3 separate regions of the Homo sapiens genome follow, and all the other regions are linked to region 3. The links are chromatin contacts, found by Hi-C or POLR2A ChIA-PET in ENCODE. All regions are on one chromosome and are shown on one strand. Each heading gives the region's core, a stretch centred on a gene start or an enhancer-like site at or near the end of the contact. The rest is flanking DNA. Distances are from core to core; before and after follow the strand shown.

What was found. Hi-C counts contacts between places; a loop is a spot of excess contacts on that map. ChIA-PET counts read pairs that join two places held with the same protein, here RNA polymerase II (POLR2A). Pooled maps may share reads with other maps.
Region 1: a loop to region 3 is called in a pooled map, with 3 times the contacts of the local background. The contact joins two enhancer-like sites. A Hi-C loop is called at or near these places in 2 of 168 maps with a recorded cell type or tissue (posterior vena cava and transverse colon), 8 of 37 single-sample maps with no recorded cell type and 6 of 50 pooled maps. POLR2A ChIA-PET finds 5 or more read pairs at or near these places in 1 of 52 experiments (endothelial cell of umbilical vein).
Region 2: a pooled map shows a loop between it and region 3 (9-fold over the local background). The contact joins two enhancer-like sites. A Hi-C loop is called at or near these places in 2 of 37 single-sample maps with no recorded cell type and 10 of 50 pooled maps.

What each region holds. Positions count from the first base shown.
Region 1 is chr7:106,150,714-106,153,898 of GRCh38, forward strand. No RefSeq gene overlaps it. Among named protein-coding and RNA genes, the nearest start is that of SYPL1, 40 kb to the left of the region's middle. Within about 2 kb of position 1,723, at least 2 of the 41 ENCODE cell types and tissues checked have a DNase peak (open chromatin) inside an H3K27ac peak, as active enhancers do.
Region 2 is chr7:105,303,143-105,306,263 of GRCh38, forward strand. The region is part of intron 2 of SRPK2 (SRSF protein kinase 2); the gene reads right to left. Among named protein-coding and RNA genes, the nearest start is that of SRPK2, 84 kb to the right of the region's middle. Within about 2 kb of position 1,514, at least 6 of the 41 ENCODE cell types and tissues checked have a DNase peak (open chromatin) inside an H3K27ac peak, as active enhancers do.
Region 3 is chr7:105,807,496-105,811,051 of GRCh38, forward strand. The region is part of intron 2 of ATXN7L1 (ataxin 7 like 1); the gene reads right to left. Among named protein-coding and RNA genes, the nearest start is that of ATXN7L1, 67 kb to the right of the region's middle. RefSeq lists enhancers at 1,421-1,490, 1,611-1,720. Within about 2 kb of position 1,901, at least 8 of the 41 ENCODE cell types and tissues checked have a DNase peak (open chromatin) inside an H3K27ac peak, as active enhancers do.

The sequences.
Region 1 (3,185 bases), core at 473-2,972, 340 kb after region 3:
TTCTGGGGAGCCAAAATGAAAGACCCCAGTGGAGTGGAGCAATGAGTTTACACCTTTAGTAGACTGGAAAGAAACTAAAAAGGGAGATGTCTCCTCAGTGCACTGGAAGAGGGTGAAGGGCGATGCAATCTTGGGAAAGCTGGGGGCTGGGGTGGGTGAACTGCATTGGATGGTCCGTGTCGGGCAGAATCATCGGCATGCTCAGCCCACCATTGTCCCAAGCCAAGCCAGTTGGTACTGGTGCAGAGAAGTAGCTTCAGCTTCTGGTCTCAAAGCCATCCTCTGAAGGATGCCACCACCTCTCAAGCCCTTTTAGAAATGGAGATGGACTGGTGGTGGCATGGGAGGGCAGACCTAAGTCTGGTATGTCAGTGGAGCCAGACAGAAGGGCAGGCAACTCTAGTTACATTAAAATAGCAATGTATTGTTGACGGGTTGGAATTGCACACTTACAATCACACTATTCTATCTATAGTATTATCCCATTTAATGATAAATATGTATTTGTATATATGTATATCCGAAAAGATCTGGAAGGTTATTTCTGCAGCTTTAAAAAGAAATTGTCTTTGGGTGGAATTATTAGCACTTTTGATGTTCCTCTATTTTTTTTTGTATTTGTACTATGTATCTGCATAACTTTCTGGTTAAATGAGTTTATGTTTACAATTTAAATAAAAAGAGAAGGAGCATCATTTGGCTGCACCTCCCTCAACTTCAGATGTAACTTGTGGGGGTGGAGGACAGGGCAGGGAGGCCAGCTGGGGTGTTCCTCCTAGAGTTGGCGTTGATGGTAGGGCCTCACTCTGTTCCCTACACAGGTTGGTCACTGCCCAGCCTCTAAGATGCGAAGCTCTCTCCAGACCCTCTGGCCCCCTTACTCTAAGGTTCTAATGTTATTTCTGTTTCAATATGGGGAAGAGAAACAAAAACAGATGCTGCCTATCTCGATCAGGGAAAGGCAAGAGGGTGTCTTTCTTCCATCTGGGTTTTCTCTGTGACTGTTAACTGGATGCTTACAATGCATGGGGCAGGGTAACCTCCTGCCACTTATAGTGGTGGGGGTTGATGTCAGTGACTTAAGAAAATTAGGGAATAAATGTTTCAGTTATTTTCTCCAGTAACAGAAGGAGGGAGGAGTTGAGGCAGGTATGGTGGCTCCAAAAGGTTACTGGTGTCAACCCCTCCTGTGTATGCCTGCCACTCCTGTGGGTGGCTGTCAGCACTGAGCTCACAAGATGACTGCTGGACCATCCCTGCTGTGGCCGTGTCCCTGTTTCAGTCAGGATCGGACAGGGACAGGGGCAGATGCACCTCCCAAAAGGCCTCATCCCCAGGCTCGCCGGCATATTTAGTGACATTAATCTGTGCAAGAGGCTTGGAATGCAGTTTTTTGTTGTTGTTTCTTTTTAAACAAACATACTGTCCAAAGTTCTCTCACTAAGGAAGGAGGAAGAATAGACTTTGAGCAGGCAACAAGTACTGTCACATAGTCCAAAAGCTCTGATTCTCACAGAAAAGTCCATAATCTTTAAGTGCTGCAGAGATTTCAGGATCAAGGTAAATTTGTAAAAAGTTGGGAAACCAAAGGTATTATACAGTCCCATGGGAAGAGTTTGCTCAACAAGACGGTTCTTTTGCTGTAGTTGGTGAGCCAGGTTCTTGCTCCACGTTCACCCTCAGGGCTTGGTGGGGTTGGGGTTAGCCTGCTCTGCAGCTAGGCTGGCACCTGTCAGTACCTGGGTGATTGTTCCAACACAGACGGTACGTAGGAAGCTGGCACAAGAGCTGACGGTTCTTGTTTGTCATCCCCTATATTTCCTTGTGTCCCCACTCAGTTGGGCCTGCCTGCATTCTTTTGACAGTCGCTAAAGTCACAGACATACTTGACCTTGCAGTTTTTAGAGGGGACCTGTCACCTTTCAATAAACAAGAGGGAAGATCTTTGAGCAGTGAGTTCCAGAGACCCTGTTAAAAAGAAAAACCTTAGACAAGTTTAGCAGAGTTTAAGTGAGAAAAAAACAAAAACTCAGAAAACAAAAACACATGACATGTGAATCAGGCAGCCCTCTGATTCAGAACGGGTTCTAAGAACATGGTCAACAATGTGATCAAGTGTTATGGATGCACGGAAAACAGAAGTGAGGTACATATAGGGCTTAACTGGTTCCGGCTCAGCGTTTGCCTTATTTGATCGTTGGCAGCCAGGGATTGAAGGAAGCTCAGTTGCCGTGATGGCGGAGACTCAGCTATTTTTTACAAAAGCATACTCCTAAATTTAGGCTTTCAATTAGATTAGTAAGCCAGGCTGCCTGCAGTTAGTTAAGTAAGGACTTGGGTGCAAAGGCTTCCTCAGGCCAAATTTAGGTTATTTTAACATCCCCAATGGCCAGAGACAGGCTTCTTGGAAGCCAACTGCTTGGAGTAAAACTGTGATGACAATTCCTTTTGAAACATGTACTCCTTGAAATTTGGAAGACATTTTGGGCTAATAGATGTTCTCTGTGCCTGAAAATAAGGATGGCTTCTTCCAAAATGCAGGTGAGTCAGCCCTTCCCTGCAAAGAACTTGCTGACTGCTGCAATTAGGGGCAGTCCACAAAAGAAAAACCATAAGGCTGCATCAAAGCACTGGCTCCTCTCTCAGAGAACAGAGGAGAAGCTGCCCCTCAGAGGAAGGAAGGTGGCTTTCCAGGAGGCAGATGCTGAGTCAGGAGGAAGGTTGCTTCAGGATGTTATGTTAAAACAAAACAAAAAACAGACCAGGTGCCCTGGCTGACGCCTGTAATCCCAGCACTTTGGGAGGTCAACGCGGGCGGATCACTTGAGGTCAGGAGTTGAAGACCAGAGTGGCCAACGTGGTGAAACCCCGTCCCTACTAAAAATACAAAAATTAGCTGGGTGTGGTGGTGCATGCCTGTAATCCCAACTACTCGGGAGGCTGAGGCAGGAGAATCGCTTGAACCCGGGAGGCAGAGGTTGCAGTAAACTGAGATCGTGCCACTGCAATCCAGCGTGGGCGACAGAGAGAGACTCCGTTTCAAAACCAACCAACCAACCAAAAAAACAAGGCTGACCCCCACCCCCAGCAGAGGCTGAACTTAGAACAAGTACAGATCCCATCAGAACTATGATCTCTTTCAGATCAAAGAGGCTCATGGTACATTCTAGCTTTTCTTGTTCTCT
Region 2 (3,121 bases), core at 264-2,763, 500 kb before region 3:
GATGAGTTCATGTCCCTTGTAGGGACATGGATGAAGCTGGAAACCACCATTCTGAGCAAACTATTGCAAGGACAGAAAACCAAACACCGCATGTTCTCACTCATAGGTGGGAATTGAACAATGAGAACACTTGGACACAGGGCGGGGAACATCACACACCAGGGCCTGTCGTGGGGTGGGAGCTGGGGGAGGGACAGCATTAGGAGAAACACCTAATGTAAATGATGAGTTAATGGGTGCAGCAAACCAACATGGCACATACATACATATGTAACAAACCTGCACGTTGTGCACATGTACCCTAGAACTTAAAGTATAATTAAAAAAAAAATGACCTGAGTAAAAAGTAATTAACATTTAATTAGGGGTGGCATTAAATCCACAAGATTTATGGAAATAAAAGGGAAGAGCTCTTAATTTTCATATTCTTATATGAAAATTAATTCATATTACTAAAAGAAAATTAAGGAGGTTATGGCTGATGTCCATCCTGGCAGCATTATACACTGAAAAAAAACCCAGAAAACTGGGATTTGAATCTTGACTCTTTAGTATCTCTGATCCCTTAAATCAAGTCTCATCTTTCGTAAACCTGTTTCTTCATCTATAAAATGATGTCAAAGTAATAACTCAATTCGTACAGTTTAATGGTTACATAGTAAAAAAACAAAACACACGAATATGTGGCAGAGGGTCAAACTATGTGAAAAGCTAGTGAAAACGTTTGGAAGAAATTTTCACCAAGTGATAAAGAGCAGTTACAACCTGTTCACTGTTTTGGATCTTTTGTTAACAGCTGAAAAAAACAGAAATATTTTGAGAAAATCGGTAGAGTTGACTTCAAAAGTTTTCATTACGACCTGAAAACATGAAATTTGCAATGGTATACTTTGCTGTACTACAAACCCAAGAAAACATCCATCTCAAAATCACAAGTGAGGACAATGTTAACTTGTTTATTTGATCTCAATGGCACTGCTAATGTAGCACAAGACCAAGAGTCAATTGGACCCATTGTTCAAGACTGCTGAATGTTAACAAGGAGTTAACTGTGGCTTAGAAACTAGTTTCATCATCCTATTTTGGCTCACAGTCCATGAGTCAAAAACAATAAACCAAAAGCTCTAACAACCCAGATTGCCTATCCAGGTTATTCACCAAACTCGGCACTTAATGACTTTTAGCTGGTTCCAAAAATTGATTCTAACATCAAAGGATAAAGATTTATGACCAATGAACATATTCAAATCCTAAAGAAGACCTTGGGGTACAATGGCAGCATTGTTGGGGTAAGTACACTACACACCATTTGGAAGCCAGATTCATTTCAATTTGAAACTAGTAACTGTATTTATAAATAAGTCTCAGACCATAAACCACAGAAAGTGCACAGCAGTGCCACCTTAAATCCTTTTTGGAACAAGGCAGGCTATGCATGTATGCATACTAAAGTAAACAGAGTTGTCTTGCCCAAAGACTTGCCCTGATTTTGTCTTAACTGTTCATTTCCCATTAGACAGTATCCCGAGCCTTACTTAGATGACTCAAAGAAAAACTGATAAACTGAAAAACAAAATATTTGGTCCACCTTTCCGTTTTAGTATCATGACTACAGGAATCTTGAAACAGATGATATATAGACAATCCACTGTGAAAACCGCAGGGCTGCCCTGGCCCCGGGCTACAATCACTGATTGATACATGCTGCCTACAGATGCCCTCAGACTAGGGACACCCTCTTCACTAAAAGAAAGACTAAAAGCCTTCTTAGCCTAAATAGAAGTCAAAAAGCATACAGCTTTAAAACCAAACTATTACACAGCTAAATATCCTGACCTAACAAAGATAAAAACTATCCTCTAGTCTAAACTTTAGAAGCATCTAGAACCACAGCAATAAATATTATTCAAAATACTTTAGGTCAAGTTCATATTTTCATAGGTTTCCATGTTTTCTGGGATTTCTAAAATCTTGGAGACAACAGAGGATGATTATTTAACAAAAATCCTGTTGCCAGCCAGGCGCTGTGGCTCATGCCTGTAATCCCAGCACTTTGGGAGACTGAGGCAGGCAGATCACCTGAAGTCAAGAGTTCAAGGCCAGCCTGACCCACATAGTGAAACCCTATCTCCACTAAAAACACAAAATTAGCCGGGTATTTTTACAGGTGGTGGGCACCTGTAATCCCAGCTACTGGGGAGGCTGAGGCAGGAGAATCTCTTGAACCCAAGAGGCAGAGGTTGCAGTGAGCCGAGACTGTGCCACACAGTCTCGCACAATAGAGCGAGACTCTGTCACAAAAAAAATTTTCTGCTGCCTACTAGTTTATTATAACAGTATACAAAAGACCAAGGAAATTGTAGAGAAATAACTTTATTTAAATGCATCTGACAGATAAATCTATGTTCGCTTCTTCATTCCTGTGTTACTTTAATTCTTCTGTGTAATTTTGGGGAGAGTCAGTGTTGAATTACCCAACAGGAAAAAAATGAAGCACACTGTTGGAGAGGAAAACACTCTTTCCCTACCCTCTTAGATTCAGTGGCTGGGGTCCCTGAATTTAACAGATAAAAGATTAACAGGAGGGGGAAAAAAAGCAGTTTACCTATGCATGCAATGTGCATACACAAAGGAGAACTCAGTGTTAACTCAAAAGGGTGATTAAAATTTGGGTTTACACACCATCTTAACAAAGGGTGATAAAGTACGGGGAAAAGGCTAGACTGAGGAAAACAAGTTCTGGACTTTGAGGGAGGTACAAATCATGGGAAGATAACTAGAAATGTATAATAAATAGGGGTTCTTTAGTACGGAACACTTTCAGAAATGTAAATGGATAGCCTGCTTTTAGACAGAAAGGTGGAGGGCAGGAAACTAAATGCCTTCAGCTTAAAACAACACCTACACTAAAAGTGGGATATTTTGGGGTGGCATGCTCTGGTCCCCTTCTACATGCTTAGAAAACCAACAAAAATGAGGTACCAAAAGAAGTAAGAGGATTTTTTTTTAAGGCATCTGATGTAGTTTTTGAAGCCATGAGTAACAATGAGAATTTTTGCTGGTATTCTATTAGTTTGCATTTCAGTATTGTCATTTTCCATTTTGCTAGGAAGAGAAAAGA
Region 3 (3,556 bases), core at 651-3,150:
GGCCCCCCAGTTGTTTATACCTTCCAATCTTCACACCCTTGGGTTCCCCCTTTTCACATTGATTCTGGGCTCAGTCACATGACTTACTTTGGCCAACAGACCATTAGCAACTGTGACAGACACTTATAAAATACTTATGCACTGGGTTTGTGTGCCCTCTCTTGTTCTCCTTGGAACCCTCATGTGGAAAGCCCGGGCTGGGCTGCAGTAGCATGGACGGACCCACATGGAGCACAGGTGAGCTGTTCCTGCCCAGACCTCTCCAGACCGAGCAGCCTCCCAACCACCAGACAGGTGAGGGAGGGCCTCTTTGACCATCCAGCCTGGGCTGCGCTATCCGCACCAGAAGAAACACCCAGAAGACCCACAGAATCATAGTAAGTAATGTTTACTGTCTTAAGCCATCAAGTTTTGGGGTGGTTTGTTGCACAGCAAAAGCTAGCTAACTGATACAAGTCCTTAAAGAGGCCTGAGCTAGCATCTCCTTCCAGCTCTGAAGCACTGGAGGATAATTCTTGGATCTCTAGTGTCCACAGACTCTTTCTGCAATGTCAGAACCACCCAAGAATACAGCACTGTCCTTGGCCTGGAGGGTCACTCTGCTCCTAGAAAGCAGGAAAAGGAAGAGGCCTTTATATACCTTCTCCCCAGGACACACAGGGCCTGCAGGCAGCCCTGGTGGGTGCCAGGTTACTTAGGGACAAGGTGACAGTGGCATGCTTTTGCCATTTGTCCCCAGCCAAGTGTTTTTCCACTGATGTGAAAGGAAAAAGATAATTTCTCTAGTGAGCCCTACTGCAAAGACTCTGAGGCAGCATTTCATCAAAGGGTGCTGGGAAGCACTGGGGAGACAGCAAAACCCAAAAACCTCCAGCTCCACTCAGCAAGGAGCTTGCTGCTTCTGTTTCCAGAGAGGCGGAAAAATGAATGAGCACTCAGGAAAGCCAACCTGATCAGTGGCACTTTGATAAGATGACAAAATTGCTCCCTCCTCCAGTCCAAATCCACTCTCTGTGGTGAACTATTATGGGAAGGAAGCATCAACTAATTAGAAGCATCTCTGGGACATGAGAAAAATCAGCACCTAAAATGCCTAAGCAGAGAGAATTCCTTGTTAAGAAGAGAGAAAACAAAACAAAAAACTGCTAGGATGTCACTTTGCCCAAGCATATTTATAAAGGGAGGAGGAGATAAGAATTAATTGGGACAGGAGCTTCTACCTAAGTGACATAAAAGACACAATTATTTTTGCTGCTTTTACAGATCAAGTGCCCCTTCCAGGTGGGGATAGAGCCCTGGCACCACCCACCATTTTGAAAAATGACTTTTAGTCTTCCGTAGTTCTAACTAAGCTTGAAATTAAGATGGTTCTTTTGTTTACTCCCCCTGTTGGGGAAGCTCTAACCACCTATCAAAAACACCAATGTCTGGATTATTTATTTCTCATTGTCCAACCTACGGGGCATAGAAGAGTTTTATGAAGCCAACATGTGAGGCGTTTCTCCCAAAGAAGCGTGGATGCACCTCCCCATATTGCAGAGCCCTTTTATACTATGGTCCTTTGATAATCTGGATTTTGACAGACAGAACTAATGCCTGACTTGGAGCAGGACAAAGAGCCCTGGAAGTCAGAGGCTTCATTCTTGTCACCCTCTTTCCTTTATAAGCTGCGAGCACTTGGGTAAGTCCCTTAACCTTGAGAAAATTCAATAAAACAAAGGGTTAGTGACTAATATATTACATCCTTTTTAAAAAACAAGTTGTGGTTTAAAAAGCCCCATATAACATGAGATCTACTGTCTTAACACATCTGTGAGTGTATAGTACAGTATTGTTAACCATAAGCACACTGTTGTAAAGCAGATCTCTAGAACTGACTCAGCTTGCACTACTGAAACTCCACGCCCACTGAGCAGCAACCTCACTTCCTCCTTCCTCCGGCCCCTGGCACTCAACCATTCTATGTTCTGCTTCTACGAGTCAACTGCCTTAGATACCTCATATCAGTGGAATCAGGCAGTATTGGTCCTTTATGACTGGCTTATTTCATTTAGCATAGTGTCCTCAAGGTTCAAATATATATCCTTACAATGATACTGACATGGTACTCACTGTTTCCATGGTAAGTGGTTACATATATTAACGTATTTAGCCCTCACAGAAACCCTTCAAGGTAAGGTGGCATGATTATCTCCTTTTGATAGATGAGGAAACTGAGGCAAAGGGAGGTGAAGTGAGGTGCCTATGCTTACCTGCTGTGTAAGTGGCTCCAGACTCCTTTTTTTTTTTTTCCAAGACAGGGTCTCACTCTGTTGCCCAGGCTAGAGCATAGTTATGCTATCATAGCTCACTGTAGCTTTGACCTCCTGGGCTCAAGTGATCCTCCCAACTCAGCCTCCCAAGTAGCTGGGACGAAAGGCACATGCCACCACATCCACCTAATTTTTTAAATTTTTTGTAGAGACGAGGTCTCACTATGTTGCCCAGGCTGGCCTCGAATTCCAGGACTCAAATGATCCTCCAGCCTTGGCCTCCCAAAGTGTTGAGACTACAGGTGTGAGCCACCACACCCAGCCCAGACTCCATTCTCTTGAACATAACACCATGTTCTTTCTGTACAGTTTAAAATTTCTATTTTAGCAAGTAGGCTCACAGAGATACTGAAGTCACTGAGGAAGATGGCAAAAGATGGGGCAGGGAGGATAAACGAGATGTGGTGTTGGAGAGATCTACCCTTGTATAGTTCAGAGTGGTCTTTCACAGCAGGAAGAGGATGGCCTTGGAGCCAGGGAGACCTGGGCCCAGTCCTGGCTCTCCCTTGCTCTAGGCCCTTGGGAAACACCAGTCACCAAAACTGGCAAGACCCTTGCCTTGTAGACATCACATGCTAGCAGGTGAGACAAACAACAAACAATAAGTATTCCCAATAATGTCTGCTATAGAAAGGGTAAAGTGTTATAAAAAAACAAACAAACAAAACACTGGTGCTGGGAAGGCTGGCTGGAATTGTAAAAAGGGTGCCACTGAGAAGGTGATATCTGAGCAGACTAGAAGAAGGTGAGAAGGTAGATTGTGAGGCTGGAGCACATCTAGGGGATGGTGTTCCGCACAGAGGGAAGAGCTAGTGCAAAGGTCCAGAGAAGGGGAGAGCCTAGGACGTATGAGGGAGAGCAAAGAAGCCAGCCTGTGTGCAGGAGCCAACGCGAGCCAGCGTAGAGGCACTGAAGCCGGGGATGGCATGGGGGCGGCGGAAAGGCTGTGCCAGTGACTCTGAGTGGTGTGGGAAGCTATGCAGGCTTTTGAGCAGAGGAGTGACATGAACTGATACTTGGCTTTTATAGTAATTTAGGTGATGGTGGCTCAGATCAGGGCAGCAGAAGTGGAGGTGGGAGAAGCAGTTGGTTTTGAACCTAACCTGTTTCCTAGTGGACTAGATGTGGATGGGAGAAAAAGATGGGAGTCAAGGATGACACCAAGAGTTCTGTCCAAAGCAACTGGAAGAATGAAGTGGCTATCAGCTAACCTAGAAAGGCCACAGATGAAGAAAGTTACGGGG